Linked DNA regions of Homo sapiens: all the other regions are linked to region 1. A link is a contact called in ENCODE Hi-C or POLR2A ChIA-PET data. All regions are on one chromosome and are shown on one strand. Each heading gives the region's core, a stretch centred on a gene start or an enhancer-like site at or near the end of the contact. The rest is flanking DNA. Distances are from core to core; before and after follow the strand shown.

Region 1 (4,040 bases), core at 844-3,343:
CTTATCCATTCTGCGGTTCTGTATCTTTTAAGTGGAGCATTTAGGCCATTTACATTCAGTTAGTATTGAAATGTGAGGTACCGTTGCATTCATCATGCTCTTTGTTGCCTGCATACTTTGTTTGTTTGTTTTGCTTTTTAACTTGTATTTTTGGTTTACAGGTCCTGTGTGATTTATGCTTTAAAGAGGTTCTGTTTTGATGTGTTTTCGGGATTTGTTTCAAGATTTAGAGCTCCTTTTAGCAGTTCTTGTAGTGGTGGCTTGGTAATGGCGAATTCTCTCAGCATTTGTTTGTCTGAAACGACTGTATCTTTCCTTCATATATGATGCCTAGTTTTGCCAGATGCAAAATTCTTGGCTGATAATTGTTTTGTTTGAGGAGGCTGAAGATAGGGCCCCAATCCCTTCTAGCTTGTAGGGTTTCTGCTGAGAAATCTGCTGTTAATCTGATAGGTTTTCCTTTACAGGTTACCTGGTGCTTCTGTCTCACAGCTCTTAAGATTCTTTCCTTTGTCTTAACTTTGGATAACCTGATGACAGTGCGCCTAGGCGATGATCTTTTTGTGATGAATTTCCCAGGTGTTCCTTGCGCTTCTTGTATTTGCATGTCTAGGTCTCTAGCATGGCTGGGGAAGTTTTCCTTGATTATTCCCCCAAATATATTTTCCAAGCATTTTGAATTGTTTTCTTCCTCAGAAACACTGATTATTCTTAGGTTTGGGTGTTTAACATAATCTCAGACTTCTTGGAGGCTTTGTTCATATTTTCTTAATCTTTTTTCTTTGTCTTTGTTGGATTGGGTTAATTCAAAGACCTTGTCTTCGAGCTCTGAGTTTCTTTCCTCTACTTGTTCAATTCTATTGCTGAGACTTTCCAGAGCATTTCGCATTTCTAAAAGTGTGTCCAAAGTTTTCTGAATTTTTGATTGTTTTTTCTTTAGGCTATCTATTTCCTTGAATATTTCTCCCTTCACTTCTTGCATCATTTCTTTGGATTTCCTTGCATTGGGCTTCGCCTTTCTCTGGTCCCTCCCTGATTAGCTTAATAACTAGCCTCCTGAATTCTTTTCCAGGTAAATAGGGGATTTCTTCTTGGTTTGGAGCCATTGCTGGTGAACCAGTGTAATTTTTGGGAGGTGTTGACAAGCCTTGTTTTCTTATATTACCAGGGCTGGTTTTCTGGTTCCTTCTCATTTGTGTAGCCTCTGTCAGAGGGAAGGTCTAGGGCTGAAGGCTGTTGTTCAGATTTTTTTGTCCCATGGGGTGTTCCCTTGATATAGTATTCTCCCCCTTTTCTGGGGATGTGGCTTCCTGTGAGCTGAACTCCAGTGATTGTTGTCTCTCTTCTGGGTCTAGCCACCCAGTGAGTCAATCCGGCTCCAGGCTGGTACTGGGGGTTGTCTGCACAGAGTCCTGTGATGTGAACCATCTGTGAGTCTTTCAGCCATGGATACCAGCACCTGTTCTGGTGGAGGTGGTGGAGGGTGCAATGGACTCCATGGGGGTCCTTAGCTTTGTTGGTTTAATGCTCTATTTTTGTGCTGGTTGGCTTCCTGCCAGGAGGTGGTGCTTTCCAGAAAGCATCAACTATAATAGTGTGGAGAGGGACTGGCAGTAGGCACGGCTGTAGAACTCCCAAGATTATATGTCCTTTGCCTTCTGCTACCAGGGTGGGTAGTGAAGGACCATCAGGTGGGAGCAGGGCTAGGCGTGCTCTCCTTGGCGGGTCTTGCTGCGGCTGCCATGGGGGATGGGGGTGAGATTCCCAGGTCACTGAAGTTGTGTTCCTAGGAGGATTATGGCTGCCTCTGCTGAGTCATGCAAGTTGTCAGGGAAGTGGGGGAAAGCCGGCAGTCACAGGCCCCACCCAGCTCCCACACAAACCAAAGAGCTGATCTCACTCCCACTGTGCCCCCTGCAACAGCCCCGAGTCTGTTTTACCCAGACTGGATTCTCTTTACGGACGGGAGTTCTTTTGTAGAACAAAGAACCCATAAAGCAGGGTATGCAACAGCTATATGAACGATATAGTTGAAAGTGCACCTCTCCTAGGGCACAAGTGTTCAACTAACCAAACTAATTGCCCTCAAGAGGGCGCTCAAGTTAAGCAAAGGAAAAACAGCATTTATACTGATTCTTTCTCTCTCTCTCTCTCTCTCTCTCTCTCTCTCTCTCTCTCTCTCTCTCTCTCTCTCTCTTTCTGACGGAGTTTCCTCTTCATTGCACTTCCAGGCTGGAGTGCAATGGCGCAATCTCAGCTCACTGCAACCTCTGCCTCCCAGGTTCAAGCGATTCTCCTGCCTCAGCCTCCCGGGTACCTGGGATTACAGGCATGCGCCACCATGCCCGGCTAATTTTGTATTTTCAGTAGAGACAGGGTTTCTCCATGTTGGTCAGGCTGGTCTTGAACTCCTGACCTCAGGTGATCCGCCTGCCTCGGCCTCCCAAAGTGCTGGGATTACAGGCGTGAATCACCGCGCCTGGCCCATTTATACTGATTCTAAGTATGCTTTCCTAGTCCTCCATGCCCATGCTACTATCTGGAAAGAGAAGAACTTCCTCACAGCTAATTAGTCTCCCATTGAATACCATCAGGAAATTAATAAGACTATTTTCCTTGGTTTTCCTCCCATGGGAGCTGGCAATAATACATTGTAAAGGCCATCAAAGAGTGATGGATGAGATAGCCGAGGGAAATAGGCTGGAGGACAAAGCAGCTAAATCAGCAGCAAGGGGGCCCAGGTCTCTGATCCACTTGAAGCCCTACTGATCTGGGAGGGCCGCATCAGAGAAATAAAACCTCAATACTCTCTTGCAGAAATAGAATGGGCCACCTCTTGGGGATACATCCTGCAGTCCTCAGGATGGCTACAATCGGAGGACAATAAGCTTCATCTACCAGCTGCCAACCAATGGAAAGTACTTAAAAGCCTTCACTAGGCCTTCCACCTAGGTAAGGATAAAACCTATCAACTGGCCCAGAGATTGTTCTCAGGTAAAAATCTAATACAAAGAGTTAAACAAGTTGTTAATGGTGGCAAGATCTGCCTTAAAAACAGTCTCCTTAATCGACAGCGTCTTTGGCCAGGAACTCAAAAGACAAGCGGCTACCTTGGGGAAGACTGGCAAATGGATTTCACCCATATGCCAAAGACAAGGGGCATCCAGTACCTCCTACTATAAATAGATACGTTCACTAACTGGGTAGAAGCATTTCCATGTCAGACAGAGAAAGCCTCTGAGGTGATAAAAGTACTAATCAATGAGATAATTCCCTGCTTTGGACTTCCTAAGTATCTCCAGAGCAATAATGGCCCCTCGTTCAAGGTGGCCGTCACCCAGGGGGTCTCAAAGGCACTTGGTTCTACAGTACTATCTTCATTATGCCTGGAGACCACAATCCCCGGGAAAGGTAGAAAAGACAAATGATATTATCAAAAGGCACCTCAGGAAACCGTCTCAGGAGACTCATCTCCCCTGGACTACCCTTCTCCCCATAGCCCTGCTACATGTCAGAAACACTCCTTCAAAGCTAGGTTTGAGTCCCTTTGAAATGATGTGTGGATAGCCTTTTCTCACCAGTTATCTCTTGCTAGACCAAGAAACCTCTAATTTAACTAAGCACATAACCTCTTTGGTCCATTTCCAACAGGAACTGAAACAATTGTTGGAGGCCCAATCCCGTGAACCAGGGCCACCTCTGTTCAACCCAAGGGACCTAGTGCTAGTAAAAGTGATATCCCTTCCCTTTCTCTCTCTATAGGCCCAGGTTGGGAGGGACCCTACACTGTACTCCTTTCTACTCCTGTGGCAGTGAAGGTCACTGGAATAGACTCTTGGATTCATTATACCCAAGTAAAGACTTGGGAAGCCAACAGAGTCACCTCCGTTGACCCAGAAGAACACCCAAAGTACCAATGTGAAGAGATTGGGGACCTCAAGCTAAAAATCACAAAAGATAAGTGTTAATAATTAGCCTTCCATGGGTATCCTCTTTATAGTCTTGCCTATGCTTGCTGTTCTTACCTTTGTTCTGTTCTA
Region 2 (4,040 bases), core at 537-3,036, 220 kb before region 1:
ATAAAATTCTACTGCACTGTGAGCCAGGCTTATTAATGCAGAGTAGGGAAAAGAAATTGGCAAAGCCAGCCACCTTTTATTTGATAAAGTGACCAGCCACCTGAGGCAGGCATGTTTTAAAGACACTGGGTGAAAACGCTCACTGCGTGAGGGTGGAAGAGGGAGACAAACAAGTATGATTTTGAAAGAACAATGGCATAGAACATTCACATACATACAGACTGCTAGGAAGAAAACGCTGAATTTCAAAATTCTTCTCCACTGGAAACTGTTCTAAGACCTCCTTTCTCTGTTGCAAAGAGAGGAGGCTACAATAAGGAAGAGAAAGGAAAAGATCTTTGATGTATTTATTTATTAACATTAGAGCCTTGACTATTCACCTCAGCATTAACCAGGTAGATATTGTCCTGTTGGTTTTATAATGTTTAAGAATCCTTGAACATCGGTTTGCTCCTGTTCACGTGTAATTTCACATTTAATTTAATTAATGTATCTATTTTGAGATGGGGTCTCACTGTATCACCCAGGCTGGAGTGCAGCGGTGAGATCATTGCTCACTGCAGCCTCAACCTCCTGGGCTCAAGCGATCTTCTCACCTCAGCCCCCAAAATAGTTGGGACTATCAGCTTGCGCCCCACCCCTGGCTAATTTTTATTCTTTTTGAATTTTAGTAGAGACAAGGTCTCCCTTATGTTGCCCAGGCTCAATTTCGTATTTTATATTTAAAGAACTAGATTTCCTAAATAAGAATCACTCCTTTCTCTTTCAAGAGAAGATAGTTACTTAGAGGGTAGACAGGACTGATTATTTTCTTTGGTATGCCCTAAGGAATTATGTAAAACTTGACAGAAAATTTCCAGACTACAAAAATGGCTTCACTACCAATTCCTTCCCCTCTTCCATCTTTTGAGCTTAGAAAAACAAGATAAAGAAGGTTATGTCTTTTCAGTTATTCCTTTCTCATCTATTTCCCCAGTTTGGTCTACACTGAAAGCATACACGATTCTTCCTCCACTGGTTCATTGAATAATCTTCTTTCCTTAGTTCCCACATATCCAATCTATAAATCAAGCACATGAGATATATAGATTCTAAGTATCAGGTGGAATTCTGCCTTACACTCCAGAACATTTTTTTTTTCTTATGCTGTTTTTCATGTAAAGCAGAATCTGTAAGTATCGTAACAGGATTCAGCCAGGGAAACAGAGCCACTGTGAGTATTCTAGGAATAAAACCGTTCACAGCTGTGGGAAGAGCTGGGGAAGTGAATGTCTGGAAGGAGGAGTCAGAAGATCAGAGAGTCACTAGCCGTTGCCGGAAGCACTGGTGCAGTTGGACAAATCAGAGCTTGCAGGAAAATTCCAGAAGCCAAAGCACATCTAGCCACCGAAGCAGGGCCGCGGAGGGGGAGTTCGTGGAGAGGTTTATGGGAGCTGTGGCCTCTACGTAGCTCCCGCCCCATGTGGGGCGACAGCCAAGCCCCTGGTGGTGGGCCCGAGGCAGCTGTTGGGTAGCAGAGCCAACAGCAGGAAATGTTAGCTGGGAGGGAGCAGAGGAGAGAGCCGGATAAACCGGGAGCTGCAGGGCCTCTCAGGGCCCCTCTGTTTCTGTCCTTCACTGTATCTGACGGGAAACCTGCCAGGGGCAGTGACTGCTGCTCGCCTTCCGCCCTACAATTCTTGCACAAGGTTCTCTTTTGGCCAACTCTAACCCGGAAACACAGCAGGGAGGGGCTTCTAGGAAATGGAGTTCCCAGCCTTAATCGAGTTGCCATAGCACAACTCAGCACCGCATCTCCCAGCGTGATCAATGAAATGACATCACAGGCTCGGTAAAAGCCATTTAAAAATAACTCCTTCATTCTACTGTTCCTCAGCTCAGAAGTCAGGTGCGTGCATAGGTCGCCCTTCGTTAAGATTCTCCACTTACGGAGGTGGTGGACCTGGCAGGGTGTTGTAGGAAGGAGTGGCATGTGCTGAGAAGCTCACAGGATCCTTAGTCCTGGCTGTGACTCACAGGTATTGTGTAGCCTCGGGCAAATCCCTCTCCTCTGTGCCTCTGGTTTGTTCATCTGTAAAATGGGCAGAATTGTACTCAGTTGGCTTTTGCATGGTCCAAATGAGAAAACGGAAGTGAAACCCCCCTGTAAACTGCTAAATGCCAGGATAGTTATAAATTCCTTTTTTTTTTTTTTTTTTTTTTTTTTGCGGGGACGGGGAGGACAGAGTCTCGCTCTGTCGCCCAGGCTGGAGTGCAACGGCACAATCTCGGCTCACTGCAACCTCCGCCTCCCAGGTTTAAGCGATTCTCCTGCCTCAGCCTCCCAAGTAGCTGGGATTACAAGCGCCTGCCACTGTGCCTGGCTAATTTTTGCATTTTTGGTAGAGACGAGGTTTCGCCATGTTGGCCAGGCTGGTCTCAAACTCCTGACCTCAGGTGATCAGCCCGCCTCCGCCTCCCAAAGTGCTGGGATTACAGGTGTTAGCCACCATGCCTGGCCAAATTCCTTTATTTCAAGGAATATTCTTGAGCTTGGCAAAAGTTTGGAGTTTACGTACAAAATACATACTCAAAAGGAATTATGAAGTGAATGAATTCCTGAATAAACATGACTTGGCATCATGGGGAAACAATTTACAGTATTGGTGGGGACATAATTTCAGAGATGGAAGCTGCCAGAAGAGCTTCTTTTCTCCTAAAAGCCCATCCCAGGACCTCACTAGTCCTGATAACCCAGAAGTTTCCCTGCCACTAAAAAGATCTGTTTATTTTCCAGTTAACAAAGAGTGAAGAGGACACTATCATCATCATCATCAACATCATCATCATCATCATTATTATTTGCCTGAAGGCCCAGAGTACACCGTAATGGAGTACTGCTGATGGGAAAGGAATTAGCATTGACCTCTCAGGAGGTTAATTTGGGAGTTTAGCTCATGATCTAGTAATTCTGCTTCTGGAAGTTTATGAGAAGGAAGTGCTCTAATATGTGCGCCTGTGTGATCGCTGGGCTTTAGCATTTTAGGGGTGAGCCAACTGTATCTCAGAGGTGGCCATGTCTTGCATTGAGGAGAGAGAGCACCTGCGAGAACTTCCATGCTATATTCTATTTGGGAAGAACTTGAACCTTGCATAACGTAAACGAAGAGAATTAACAAGAATTTGTGGCACCCCTTCTGTGTCAGTTCTTCTTCCAGATAATAGGAATATAGCAATAAACAAAACAGACCAGGTTCCTGCCCTCATGGGGGAAAGAGGCAATCTAAAAATGAAAAATGGGCCAGGCGCGGTGGCCCACGCCTGTAATCCCAGCACTTTCGGAGGCCAAGGTGGACGGATTACCCAAGGTCAGGAGTTCAAGACCAGCCTGGCCAACATGGCGAAACCCCATCTCTACTAAAAATACAAAAATTAGCTGGGCGTGGTGGCACGTGCCTGTAAGGCCAGCTACTCGGGAGGCTGAGGCAGGAGAATTGCTTGAACCCAGGAGGTGGAGGTTGTAGTGAGCTGAGATTGTGCCATTGCACTCCAGCCTGGACGACAGAGCGAGACTTCATCTCAAAATAAATAAATAAATAAATATAAAGATGAAAAATGTCACCAAATGTCAGATTAAGTACCAAGAGGGAAAATAAAGCAGCGTCAAGGATTAGAGAGTAATATGGGTGCTATTTTTAGATAAGGTGGTCAAGGGGGGGCCTCTTTGAGGAGGTGCCGTTGGGTCAGAGACATGAATGAACAAAGGCAGGAAACTATGCTGATATTTGAAGGCAGAACATTTCAGGAGCGGAGAAAGTAATACACAGGCCGAAGATGAGAAGGAAGTTTACGAACTTCGTTTCTGAGACAAGGTCTCACCCTATCGTCCAGCCTGGAATACAGTGGCATGATCATAGCTCACTGTAACATTGAACTCCTGGGCTCAAGCGACCCTCTCGTCTCAGCCTCCTGAGAATGAACTTCTTTATTCAGGGGACAGCAGGGAGACCAATGTGGCTGGAGCATGGTGAGCAAGCAGGGAGGGTGATAGCAGCTGAGGT
Region 3 (4,040 bases), core at 580-3,079, 130 kb after region 1:
TTTTGTAGAGATGGGGTTTTGCCGTGTTGCCCAGGCTGGTCTCGAACTCCTGGACTCAAGCAATCCACCCACCTCAGCCTTCCAAAGTGCTGGGATTACAAGTGTGAGCCACCGTGCCTAGCCGGTCTTTGGTGTTTCTTATTTTATACCTCCCAGTTATATATGCTTTGCCTATGTTCTTGTGTTTTTTCTTGCCCATTTGTAAGACCTAAGTAAAGACCATTTACTCTCTGACATATACATGGTAAAAGTATTTTTTCAGTTTGTCATTTGGTTACAGAGGGATATAAATAATATGTTGAAGGTATCTGGAGGATGAAATTTATTTATTTTTTATTTTTGAATATCTTCGTAGATACCAATGGAGGGTGAAATTTAAATATCAAATTGTTCAGGAAGTCACTGCTTTCAAAACTTGAGTCTTGGTTCATTTCTTAGTCAACGTAGTCTAAATAAAGAATATGGAAAATTTCCTTCTCCTCATTCTACTTAGAGTAGAATGAAAATATGGTTTGTCAAAGTTGGTTTAAAAATATAATATTTCTGCCTTTAAAGGAACTCTGAGATTGTTTGCTTAATATTTTAATGCATATAGTAGCATACATTGTTACATATTACATACATTGAAGCTTGTGTGAAGGTAAATTTTATCCTCTCTCAAGCTTTATATTTTTCTAATTTTTGTATCATGTTAAAAAGTACCTTACACAAAATAGAGATTCAGGCATGACATGTTAACACACATCAAGCTTCAGTGAAACATCTTATTGGAAGAAAAAATAAAATTATTACTGTGTAAAGATTTGAATGCTGTCAAATAATTTTCAGTTATTAAAATATAGGTTTTGAGAATCATTTGTTTACCTTTTTTATAGGAACTCTTGACCCTAGTTCCCCATACACTATGGTGTCACCAAGTGGACGAGCAGGGAACTGGCCAGGATCTCCTCAAGTGTCTGGCCCCTCACCAGCAGCACGCATGCCTGGAATGTCACCAGCCAACCCCTCACTACATTCTCCGGTTCCAGATGCTTCTCATTCCCCTCGAGCTGGAACAAGTAAGTATCATCAACATTTTTATGTTCTTTTTTAGTATAACCCAAAGTGACCTATCTTGTTGCATCCTCACATTTGAAAGTCATGACCTACTTTTTGAGAGAGGATACTTAAAGGATATTACAAAGGATGCAGATGAAGAGATGCATAAGGGGAGTGCAGTTTCCATGCCCTCTGTGAGCCTTCACATGTTTGCCTATCTGGAAGTTCTCCAAACTCTGTCCTTTTGGGTTTTTATGGAAGTTTCATCACGTAGGCATTATTGATTAAATCACTGGCCACTGGTGATCAACTTTGGGGGTGGGGCTGAAACTACCAACCCTCTAATTGTGCCGTGTCTTTCCTGTGATCAGCCCCCTTCCTGAAGCTACCTAGGGGCTGCCAGCCATCAGCCATCTCATTAGCATACAAAAGGACACTTAACCACTTTGAAGAGTCCAAAAATTTTAGGATTTGTATGCCAGGAGCTAGGACAAAGACCAAATATATATTTCACAATATCACACATAATAACAGAGAAGAGAATTGTACACATTTATTGGTTAGCTTTTGCTACATTTAGTGGCTTAAAACAATATATGATTGTTATATATTGGTTCACAATTCTGCAGGTTGGCAGTTTAGACTAAGCACAGCTGAGTGATTCTTTCAGACTCTGCTGGGCAGCTCACTCATGTGTCTGTAGTCAGCTGCTGGGTTGGTTTGGGACTAGATGGCCTCAGATGGCAAGGTTTCTCTCTGCTTTGTGTGGTTTCACACTTGATCTGAGGTTTGTTCACATGGTGGCTCAACAGGATTTTAAGGCAGGGAGTAGAAGCTGAGGCCTACAACTAGCCCAGTGTCACTTCCACCACATTCTGTTGGTCAGAAGCAAATACTAGGCCAGCCAGGTTTCAGGTGGAGAAATAGAGTCCACCCCTTAAAGGAGTTGCTGCAAAGTCACATTGCAAGGGGCCTGGATATAAGAAGGAGAAAAATAGTGGCCATTTTTGCTAACAGGTTGTTAATATATGATTGTTACACCACAAGGAGTAACTAAAACAGTACAGAATGATTTAGAACATCAAAGATTTATGATGAAAGCAAAACAGGAAGCAATGAGATAGTATGTATTTGTAAATGACATAACATGTTTTCCTTCCCAAAAGGTTCTCAAACAATGCCAACAAACATGCCTCCACCTCGTAAACTACCTCAGCGCTCTTGGGCGGCATCCATACCTACCATCCTCACTCACAGTGCCTTGAACATTTTACTGCTGCCCTCTCCAACTCCAGGCCTTGTGCCCGGCCTGGCAGGTAGTTACCTTTGTTCTCCACTTGAGAGATTCCTTGGATCAGTCATCATGAGACGACATCTTCAAAGAATTATTCAACAAGAAACGGTATGGGTACCTAATGACCTTCTAAGTGGTGATTGTTAAGGGTAAAATGCTAAATTGTCCTGCAGGATAGGATCTGAACTAACGTGACATTCCTTCACCTTCCCTCCTTTAACAAGCTTGTTAGAATTATGATTTTCACCCTAACCTGGCATTAAAAATGGACTCCATTATTTTCTTTTCCATTCTTATGTTAACATATTTCTGCATTATACAGTTTGCTGTGCTGTGGCTTCTATGTTATATGGCTAACATGGACCTGGAGATAGATTTCTGCAGCACACAGGAGCACTGCGCACAGGATCTGGCCTTGCAGAGAATAGCATACCAGTAATTATTTGCCTTCTGGAGTGCCCGTGCGGGGAGGCTGATTTTGACTCTGAGTCTTTATTGAAATAAAATAATTGGCTGGGTGTGGTGGCTTATACCTGTAATCCCAGCACTTTGGAAGGCTGAGGCAGGAGGATCACTGAGCCCAAGAGTTCCAGACCACCCTAGGCAATATAGCAAGACCCTCTCTCTACAAAAAATTTAAAAAATTAGCAGGCATGCACCTGTAGTCCTAGCTACTTGGGAGGTTGAGGCAGGAGGATTGCTTGAGACCAGGAGTTCCAGGTTACAGTGAGCTGTGATCATGCTGCTGCACTCTGTCCTGGGTGATCGAGTGAGACCCTGTCTCTAAAAAAATAAAAAGAGAAAAAAAATTTGAAGAAAATTATTTATGGTTACAAGGACAAAAGCTTCTTTTTAAATATGTGAACAGGACGGGCACGGTGGCTCACGCCTATAATCCCAGCACTTTGAGAGGCTGAGGTGGGCAGATCTCTTGAGGTCAGGAGTTCAAGACCAGCCTGGGCAACATGATGAAACCCCGTCGTCTACTAAAAAATACAAAAATTAGCCAGGCATGGTGGTGCGCACCTATAATCCCAGCTATATGGGAGGTTGAGGCAGGAGAATTGCTTGAACCTGGGAGGCAGAGGTTGCAGTGAGCCAAGATCGCGCCACTGCACTCCAGCCTGGGCAACAGAGTGAGACTGTGTTTCATAAATAAATAAATAAATGAACAATTGAATTTTTAAAAACTCTCGTAGAAAAAAGACTTCTAAAAAAAAAAGAAGAAAAGAGACTTCTAACTTATCCTATGCTGATAGCCTTAGGAGATAATTTATAATTGAGAGCACCAGTTCTACAGTCAGGCTGCCTGGGTTTGTAGCCAGCCATACTACCTGCTAATGTGTGCTTAGGCAAATTTCTTCAGATAATAGTATTTACCTAACTGATAACAGTTGTGTGAATTTGAGATAGTTCATGTAAAGCCCTTAATATACTGTCTAGGCATTTTCATTATTTATAATTACTGTTATTATTGGTAGATGCATGTGCTAATGAGGTAGTCAAAATGGTGAATGTTTAGGCCGGGCACAGTGGCTCATGCCTGTAATCCCAGCACTTTGGGAGACTGAGGCGGGCGGATCACTTGAGGTCAGGAGTTTGAGACCAGCCTGGCCAACATGGCGACACCCTATCTCTACTGAAAATACAAGGCCAGGCGTGGTGGCTCATGCCTGTAATCCCAGTACTTTGGGAGGCTGAGGCAGGC

The links. A loop is a pair of places that touch in the nucleus more often than their neighbours do. ChIA-PET counts read pairs that join two places held with the same protein, here RNA polymerase II (POLR2A). Pooled maps may share reads with other maps.
Region 2: a loop to region 1 is called in a pooled map, with 7 times the contacts of the local background. The contact joins two enhancer-like sites. A Hi-C loop is called at or near these places in 4 of 50 pooled maps. POLR2A ChIA-PET finds 5 or more read pairs at or near these places in 2 of 52 experiments (AG04450 and BJ).
Region 3: a loop to region 1 is called in a map of IMR-90, with 14 times the contacts of the local background. The contact joins two enhancer-like sites. A Hi-C loop is called at or near these places in 95 of 168 maps with a recorded cell type or tissue (A673, CD14-positive monocyte, CD4-positive, alpha-beta T cell and 56 more), 37 of 37 single-sample maps with no recorded cell type and 50 of 50 pooled maps. POLR2A ChIA-PET finds 5 or more read pairs at or near these places in 3 of 52 experiments (HEK293, activated T-cell and naive thymus-derived CD8-positive, alpha-beta T cell).

The regions. Positions count from the first base shown.
Region 1 is chrX:40,792,269-40,796,308 of GRCh38, reverse strand. No RefSeq gene overlaps it. Among named protein-coding and RNA genes, the nearest start is that of MED14OS, 59 kb to the right of the region's middle. Within about 2 kb of position 2,093, at least 7 of the 41 ENCODE cell types and tissues checked have a DNase peak (open chromatin) inside an H3K27ac peak, as active enhancers do.
Region 2 is chrX:41,007,982-41,012,021 of GRCh38, reverse strand. No RefSeq gene overlaps it. Among named protein-coding and RNA genes, the nearest start is that of USP9X, 75 kb to the left of the region's middle. Within about 2 kb of position 1,786, at least 36 of the 41 ENCODE cell types and tissues checked have a DNase peak (open chromatin) inside an H3K27ac peak, as active enhancers do.
Region 3 is chrX:40,661,325-40,665,364 of GRCh38, reverse strand. It overlaps MED14 (mediator complex subunit 14), which reads left to right. Exons shown (of 31, transcript NM_004229.4): 25 at 876-1,058; 26 at 2,205-2,440. Among named protein-coding and RNA genes, the nearest start is that of CXorf38, 16 kb to the right of the region's middle. Within about 2 kb of position 1,829, at least 3 of the 41 ENCODE cell types and tissues checked have a DNase peak (open chromatin) inside an H3K27ac peak, as active enhancers do.